3 separate regions of the Homo sapiens genome follow, and regions 1 and 3 are each linked to region 2. A link is a contact called in ENCODE Hi-C or POLR2A ChIA-PET data. All regions are on one chromosome and are shown on one strand. Each heading gives the region's core, a stretch centred on a gene start or an enhancer-like site at or near the end of the contact. The rest is flanking DNA. Distances are from core to core; before and after follow the strand shown.

Region 1 (2,700 bases), core at 96-2,595, 390 kb before region 2:
GCCCACCTTCATTTTGGCAGCTGACATCACTTGTTCCAGACGATTTCCAGGCACATGCCCCCTTCCTCCTCTGCGCTTCCTTCTCAGGATGGCCCTGGGTCTTAGGCACCAGCCACACCCTCAGTCCCCAAGACCCCACTACCTGGGTTGGCCTCTCCTCCTCCCTTTGGGGCAGGAGTTTGAGCAGCTGCAACAGTGCTGTGGGTTCCCCACGCTGAATCTAAATCAGACTTGAAATGCAGTAGAATGTTAATGTCTCCTTCTGGTACTTCTCTTCAGGGAGATGGTTTAAACTGGGAGTAGCCACTGTGGCTCTGGCTCTATTGACCTTGTTCCTGTTCCAGTGTTCTTGTTATCTGTTATCTGGGCTGGGTCCTGGGTCCTTGCTTCAGGGCCAGAGGAAGCAGGCCAACATGGATCAAGTCCCATGTCCCCTTCTCAGCTGGTGACTTTTGAGAAGGACCTGATCTCTCTGAGGCCCCATTTTTGCAACAAGGAGGGCCAGAGGTCACGGATACCAAGCTCTTTCCACAGTGCCTTGCATAGGATGGACACAAACATAGCTGTTACTGTTGTTAACTTTAGTTTCTGAAAAATATGGTTGCTCAGAATTTGTTCAATACCTTGCAAAATCTAGGTTGGCTGCTTTGCCTGGTGTTCTGGAGTGGCTGCCCATCGCTCAGGAATGCAGCCTCTCTCATGACCTGCCTGGTCTGTCCTGCAGCGGTGCTTTCCAGCACTGCTCTATTAGTGGGAGGGCAGCTGTCAAGGGGATGTCATGCTGTAATATCCTGGGCAGGAAGACTTTCTGATCAATGTCTAAGTTGAAACTTGCAGCCCTACTCACTGGGCTGAAACAAGGGCACCATGAAATACCCAAGTGGCAACATCATCCTCCCTGGGTAGTACCATGAAACGTCTACACTGCACCTGTACCCTGGAGACTAGGGTCAGTTGCTATTTAGCTGTTTCACACCCCATCTAATTTAGGCTATGCTCTCTCATCTGACCCTCATAACTTTGCAAGAGAGATAGCCAACATACACCTCCCCTTTTACAGATTGGTGGGTGGAAGCCCGGGGAAGTAAGTGACTTGCCCAGGGTCACCTCTCTGGTCAAAGTAGAATCAGCTTTAGTGGCCTTTTGACCCCTGTTCAGCACCTGTTCACTCAATCCAGCCGCTGTGTGTCATGGAGCAAAACTGCCAAGCCTTTGTGGGACAGAAGCTCCTTCTGGCAGGTGGCCAGGCCGGAACCTGGTACATCTTACAGCAAGGCCTCTGCACGTGCGACATCCTGCCTGCCCTTGTTGGAGGCAGAAAAATAGCCTTGCTCCACAATGAGCTCCCACAAATAGCACTTCTCTCTAATCAAACAGCTCTCTAATTTAGAGGGAGTTTCCGGGCGGGCCTGTTTTCTGTCTTTCTTGGTTTGACTCACTCCAACAAGGCTTGCTCTGTTGTGTCAGAGACAAAATATAGCCCTGTTCCAACCTGAGATGTCGAATAACTTTTCTTGTAAGTTAATCATAAGGTGGACTTTCCTTGCCAAATATTCCGACCAGTCCTGCTGGCTCAAGGGGAGAAACAAGATTCTGAGAGAGTGTCTATCCTATGTCAATGTGGTGATTCATTGTCTAAATGAGATCAAATTGTCGAAATATGAATTAAAATTAAATTTAGTGCAGTTTTACTGTTTTGAAGGAAAATTATGATGACAAAGCAGGTGTTCTCCACCTTAAGGAAATCCCTGAACATAATGTTATAAGTGCACAAAAATGATGTTCCAGAAACTTCCATTTTATATTAAACAGTTAAAAAAAATCCAAAAAGAGAATAGGAAGTGGAAATATTATTTGATTCTACACCGTGCAAGGTGCAGTTGGGGAGACTACCCAAGTTTTGAGGCAAAAGAAGAAAGGAAAATGTCAAAAGATTTTAGCAAAAACAAATTAAAAAACTGCATGGAACAAAAAGCCAGAATTCAAAGGGAATTGGGAAAAATATTTTTCAATAAATATGTCCAAATGGTGTAAAAGTTGCTTGCAAACCTGTAAGAAAAGCTCAAGATCCTAAATCAAGAGCAGAAATCAAGAAAATCCTAAATCAAGATCCAAAAAAAAAAAAAATCCTAAATCAAGAGAAGGAGCTATCCTTCCATCATAAATGAGAAAACTCCTTAGACAAACATGGGAAGTGTCCATTATCACTAGAAATCAGAGAAATGCAAATCAAAAAGGAATCAGCTTTTTCTTCATTAAATGAGTCATTTTAAAAAAATTGACAAGTGGTGTTAAGGAGGGTGACGTAGGTATTCTCATTTGTTGAGTGGCATAGCTGTGGTGTAGTACTAACTTGTCAAAAATCATTTTGACAGTAAGTATTAAATAGCCTTGAAAATGGTCCTTTTCCATGACCTGGTAATTCCAGCTTTAGAAATTCAACCCCAAAATGAAAGTCTAAGAATAAAAAACCATTATGCACAAATACATTTTTAGCAGTGTCATTTCTATATTAAACTGAGAAAGAAATGAGATCTTTAGATGTTAGGGAAATGGCTAAGTAAACATCGGCTTATTTCCTCACTGGAATAGTATGAGAATATAAATATGAAAAATTTAGATTAAGTAAATTAAGAATACAAAATTATAATATAATATGATTTAAAAAACACTATATATGAACAAGGAAGGGTTGAAAAT
Region 2 (2,700 bases), core at 173-2,672:
TGGTTGATCCAGAAAGAAGAAAGATACTTCTGTGCCATTAAAACTAAAATTAAATTATATAAACATATAATTTAATAACTTATGTTATTATACAAAGGTAATTAATACTCAAAATGCACCACTCTATTACATTTTGCTGTTACCTAAATAGGCGAGGCACGCCTGTAGTTCTGAGTGGTGGAAACCCTCTATCCTGGTGGCTACTGCATGTTCCTTCCCAACTCTGCATGTAGGGATGTCATGTTGGTAGCTTCCAATTGTCCACAGAGGGAGAATTTACACCATGGAAATTGGAAAACCCTACAAACAAGGGCTTGGTTTATTGTTTTGTTCGTTAGACTTCAGAAAAGGGAGGTTAATAATGTAGATTAAACTTAAATTGTGCTATGTCTATAGCCCTTGCATTGTGAATAGTGCAAAGATTGAGATAATATTTTTCCCATATTTGAAAACTATTATCCAAGTAAACAAAGTCACTCACACCCGTTGACAAATGAGTGAAGTTCCAATATAAGCTAGTGCTGAATCTGAAAGTGGCTGCAGGATAATCAATATAGTTTGTATGGGAAGGAGACATCACTTAGCAGCAGATTACACATCAGATTTCATGACTATAAATGTATTAGATAAAGTGCTGTGGATTGGAATGCAACTCCATTTGTCAAATAATGGTTAAATTGAGACCATAGATTGGCTAGGGATACCAATGTTTGGCAAAAATCAGTGAAAGCATTCTGTTAGAATCAATCAACTATAAGGAATTTACAACATAGAGTATTGCCTGTTTTATTATTATTATTTGTAAAGTGTTCATTACACATCCTTTATAGCAGTAAAATTTATAACAATCATAAATATGTATATATATATATATATTTATATTCTTTTTTTTAGGGGTGGGTTAAGCATTTACCAGCACACCACTATATCAGAGGTTTGTCTGATCTTACCACTACCTCACATAAGAGAGTAGGAGGAAATGAAGAGGAATGCTTCTTCCTCCCTGGCTCTGGGGCCAATAGGGTCCCAGGGGTTTTCAGACTCATTGGTAACATAAGAAGGACTCATCACCAGAGAAGCAGGGTGAGAAGCAGCTGGTAGGGCAGGTTATTTCCAGAGCCTCTGCATCTATAAATAGGGGTTGTAGGACCCTCCCTGCCTGCCCTCATGAGCAGTTGCGACATTTGGGATGACATCAGGCCCAGGGAAGGCAAAACAGTGGCAATATTTGCTTCTTAAGGAGGAGTCCCCATCCCCACCACCAAATACCAAGAAGACGTGTGGCTCAAATGACCCATGCCACCCACCCGCAGCAGGGCCTACCAAAAGCTAGCCCAATTCTGAGGTATGGGGAAGGGCAGGGAGGTGAAGCCACTTCTGCTTTTTGCCCTCGTCTGCTGAAGGACCAGCCCAGGGGGCACATTTGAATTCTCAAACCTTAGCCGCAGATTCACTTCAAGTTTTGAGAAGAAATTCACGGGCAGTTTCATTATAACTGGCTGGGTCCTCTGCAGAAGTGCCTCTCTGTGCTTCCGGAGAAACTGTGAAATGTGGGGATAATTGCTGTAAATATTGATGGGCGTAACTTTGTCACCCACCAAGATCAATTGCCTTTTGCTTCCAGAAATTTCTTGTGAAAAACCCCAAAATTAAAATATTTGTTATTTACCCTTCTGTGAATTTATCCTAAGAAAATGATCCAACATTGAGAAGGCTTCTTATACATTTGCTTCAAACCTTTTTTTTTTTTTTTTTTTGAGGCGGAGTCTTGCTCTGTCGCCCAGGCTGGAGTGCAGGGCGCGATCTCGGCTTACTGCAAGCTCTGCCTCCAGGGTTCATGCCATTCTCCTGCCTCAGCCTCCCAAGTAGCTGGGACTACAGGTACCCACCTCCCCGCCTGGTTAATTTTTTGTATTTTTAGTAGAGACGGGGTTTCACGGTGTTAGCCAGGACGGTCTTGATCTCCTGACCTGGCCATCTGCCCGCCTCGGTCTCCCAAAGTGCTGGGATTACATGAGTGAGCCACCACACCCGGCCTTCAAACCATTTTTTAAATGATAGAAGAATATGGGCCCATAAATAAACACAAAAGTAACTCCTCATGTGGAAAAGTGCTCTCTGCATATTGGAAATAATCTGAAGTGTTCAATCTTAGACTTTAAAGTAACATGGTATACAGTGAGTAATATGCTGTTTCAGACATCATTTTTAATACCGTAAGGATATGCTTAATTTATAATGTTAAGTTAGAAAGCAGGTGAGCAGTCTGGCTGCAGGCACCGGCTCTGGGGTTGAAGTGCCTGGGTGGGAGTCCTGCCTCTGTGCCTTACTGGCTGCCTGACCTTCAGTTCTGTAAGCCTCGGCTTCCTCATCTATCCAATGGGTACTACAGCAGTAGCCTTCTTTCTGAGTGGTTTCAAGGGAAGCAGTGGAATGGCTCCCAGCACCCAGCACATAGTGAGTCTTCAACATTATTTATAACCAGCTTTGTCACTGCATCCATGGCAAATCAATCCACTGACAAAACGCTGGAGAGAAATGCTACAAACTGCCCAGTCTTAGTATCTGAAGCAGTTAAAATAATACAGGGAAGAGATCTTACTGTGTGGAAATCTCATGAAATGAACAGCATACTCACTGCTAAAGGAGACTTGTGGCTGTCAGCTAACCATTTACTTAAATATCAGGCTCTATTACTTG
Region 3 (2,700 bases), core at 163-2,662, 410 kb before region 2:
CATACAGTCAAGATACAGAATATTTCTGTCATTATAAGTGGCCCTTGTAGCCAAACCCATTTTCTTCTCACCACCACCCCCTTCTTAACTGCTGGCAACCACTCATCTGTTCTCTATTTCTATAATTTTGTCATATCAAGAATGTTACATTGATGAAGAATGTCATATCAAGAATGTAACCTTTTGGGATTTTTTTTTTTTTTTCACTCAGCGTACTTCTCTGGAGATTCATCCAGGTTGGTGTGTGTGTCGATAGTTTGTTCTTTTTATTTCTGAGGATGCTGTGGTGTGGATGTACCACACTTTGTTTAACTATTCACTTGCTGAAGGATATCCGGTCTGTTTCCAGTTTTTGGCTACCCAACATACATGTACAGTTTTCCATGTGAACTTAAGCTGTCATTTTTCTGGGACAAATGCAAGGAATGCAATTTCTGGGCTGAATGGTTGTTACAGGTGTCTCCTTTGAGAAACTGTAAAGCTCTATTCTAGAGTGGCTGAGCCTCTTTACATTCCCACCAGCCACGTCTGAGTGACCCAGTTTATCTGTATCCTTGCCAGCATTTGGGGATGTCACTATTTTTTATTTTAGCCACCCTGAAAGGCATGAGGGATATTTTACTGTAGTTGCATTTTGCATTTCTCTAACAGCGATAGAAGTCAAACATTTTCTCATGGGATTGTTTGCCACCTGTACATTCTCTTTAGTGAAATGTCTGTATTTTTTTTTTTTTCATTTCTCCAACAGGATTGTGTGGTTTTTGCTGTTGAGTTTTTAGAGTTCTTTAGAGTCTGGATAGTAGTCCTTTGTTGGATATGTGGTTTACAAATATTTTCTCCCAGTCTGTTTGACTTTTTATCCTCTTTATATGTTTGTTTACAGAACATCAGTTTTTAATTTTGGTAAAGTCAAGTATAGTATGTCAAGTTTTACTAATATAGACGGTGCCTCTTGTGTCAAGTCTAAGAACTCTGTCTATTCTTAGATCCCAAAGATTTTTCTTGTGGGTTTTTTCTGAAGTCTTCTAGCTTACATTTTACATTTAGGTTTGTGGTTCATTTTGAGTTAATTTTTGAATAAAAGGTGAGGTTTATTTTAGTTTTATTTTCTGCCAGTGGAAGTCCCATTGACCCAGCACCATTGATTGAAGAAACTGTCCTTCCGCCGTTGAATTACTTTTGCACTTTTGTCAAAAATCAACTGAGCATGCCTGTGTGGGTCTATTTCTGGGCTCTCTGTTCTGTTTCATTGATCTGTGTCTGTCCTTGCACCAATACCACACTGCCTTGTTGACTGTAGCACTGGGATTTCAAATATTCCAATTCTGATTGTTCTCTTGCCAGCGCACTTCTGCTGCGGCCCCCAGAAGGCTGACTCACGTGTCTGTCCTTGCCTTTCAGATCTCTATGTGTATGCTGTCCTCGTGTGCTGCGTGGGGATCCTCAGCATTCTGCTCTTCATGCTGGTCATCGTCTGGCAGTCTGTGTTTAACAAGCGGAAATCCAGAGGTAAGAAAACAGATAAGGTCATGTCTGGGATGGGAGCACACCCCGACCACAGACGGGCGGAAGATGCTAGACAAAGTACCACCTTGGTGGAAAAGTGCATTGTGAGTCAGGGATTATTTACCTGTGACTGTGGGCAAAGTGAGCAAGCTGTGTTTCCCTTGGACTCTGCTAAAATACACTGTGGCCATCATTGACATCACTGAATTTCCCCTTTCTCGGTTTCTGAGGCCCCTTCCTGCTGTCAATCTCCCTGAAGAGTCTGTGGCATCAGATGAGCCTAGGGTTGGATTTTGACTCTGCAGTTTGAGGCTGAGGTTTTGGGCAAGTTCCCGAGCCATTCTGAACATGGGTTTCCTCATTTATGAAAGGAGATTGACACCCTCTTCCCTCAGTGGAATGTTCTTATGAGCGTTCACTGGCAGGCAGGTGGCACTTGGGAAGTCTCCCCAGTTCTTTCCCTGACCAGTCTGAGAGTTCCCTTCCGTCTCCTTTCACTTTGGTGTCCCTGTTTCTCTGCACTCTGCCTTCAGCCCCTTCCTGCCTTCCTCTCAGGAAAGTGTAGTTCTCATGACTCTCATATCTCTATGAACACTGCCTGATTTCTCGAGAGTCTCTGCTTCTCCCCGAGCCCCGATTTCACTTGCCCAGCAGCTCCTGTTGGAGGTCTCCTTTGAGAGCCTCTCCCTGCATCCTGCTTCAGAATCTCCAAAACAGCTTGGGGACACTGTGGCTCCCAGAGATGACCAGGGTAAGAGCCGAGCTCTGGAAATGGACCGACTCCGGTTCCAGTGGCTCCCTTACTTACAGGCTGACAACCTCCTTCTGTGCCTGCTTTCCTCATCTGCGACATGGAGGAGGCAGGAGTGCACCAGTCTCAGGCTCATAGTGAGGACTAAGTTACCAAAAGAAAGATGCTAAAACCTGTAACACAGGCTCCAGCGAATGTCCTGCTTTTATGTTGACATATGGCTCTAATTATACACAATAATTGTCACTGTTAGCTCAAGGTCATAGAGCTTGGAAATATTAGATTCAGTGGTCACAGTTTGAGGGGCCACTCCAACAGTGACTCTGTGCAGCATTAATGCAGGGGTGTGGGCAAGCCTAAGGGACAATGAGGGAGGTGACACATCCAATGACAAGTACCCATGGGATGCTGTTTCCATCCTAGACCTTAAGGGACAAGGAGAG

What was found. A loop is a pair of places that touch in the nucleus more often than their neighbours do. ChIA-PET counts read pairs that join two places held with the same protein, here RNA polymerase II (POLR2A). Pooled maps may share reads with other maps.
Region 1: a loop to region 2 is called in a pooled map, with 4 times the contacts of the local background. The contact joins two enhancer-like sites. A Hi-C loop is called at or near these places in 4 of 37 single-sample maps with no recorded cell type and 4 of 50 pooled maps.
Region 3: a pooled map shows a loop between it and region 2 (4-fold over the local background). The contact joins two enhancer-like sites. A Hi-C loop is called at or near these places in 2 of 50 pooled maps. POLR2A ChIA-PET finds 5 or more read pairs at or near these places in 2 of 52 experiments (Caco-2 and K562).

What each region holds. Positions count from the first base shown.
Region 1 is chr10:49,051,861-49,054,560 of GRCh38, reverse strand. The region is part of intron 5 of VSTM4 (V-set and transmembrane domain containing 4); the gene reads left to right. Among named protein-coding and RNA genes, the nearest start is that of VSTM4, 62 kb to the left of the region's middle. RefSeq lists enhancers at 924-1,033, 1,044-1,143. Within about 2 kb of position 1,345, at least 5 of the 41 ENCODE cell types and tissues checked have a DNase peak (open chromatin) inside an H3K27ac peak, as active enhancers do.
Region 2 is chr10:48,666,858-48,669,557 of GRCh38, reverse strand. No RefSeq gene overlaps it. Among named protein-coding and RNA genes, the nearest start is that of WDFY4, 17 kb to the left of the region's middle. RefSeq lists an enhancer at 989-1,108 and a silencer at 1,309-1,358. Within about 2 kb of position 1,422, at least 5 of the 41 ENCODE cell types and tissues checked have a DNase peak (open chromatin) inside an H3K27ac peak, as active enhancers do.
Region 3 is chr10:49,076,028-49,078,727 of GRCh38, reverse strand. VSTM4 (V-set and transmembrane domain containing 4) reads left to right here. Exons shown (of 8, transcript NM_001031746.5): 4 at 1,402-1,509. Among named protein-coding and RNA genes, the nearest start is that of VSTM4, 38 kb to the left of the region's middle. Within about 2 kb of position 1,412, at least 2 of the 41 ENCODE cell types and tissues checked have a DNase peak (open chromatin) inside an H3K27ac peak, as active enhancers do.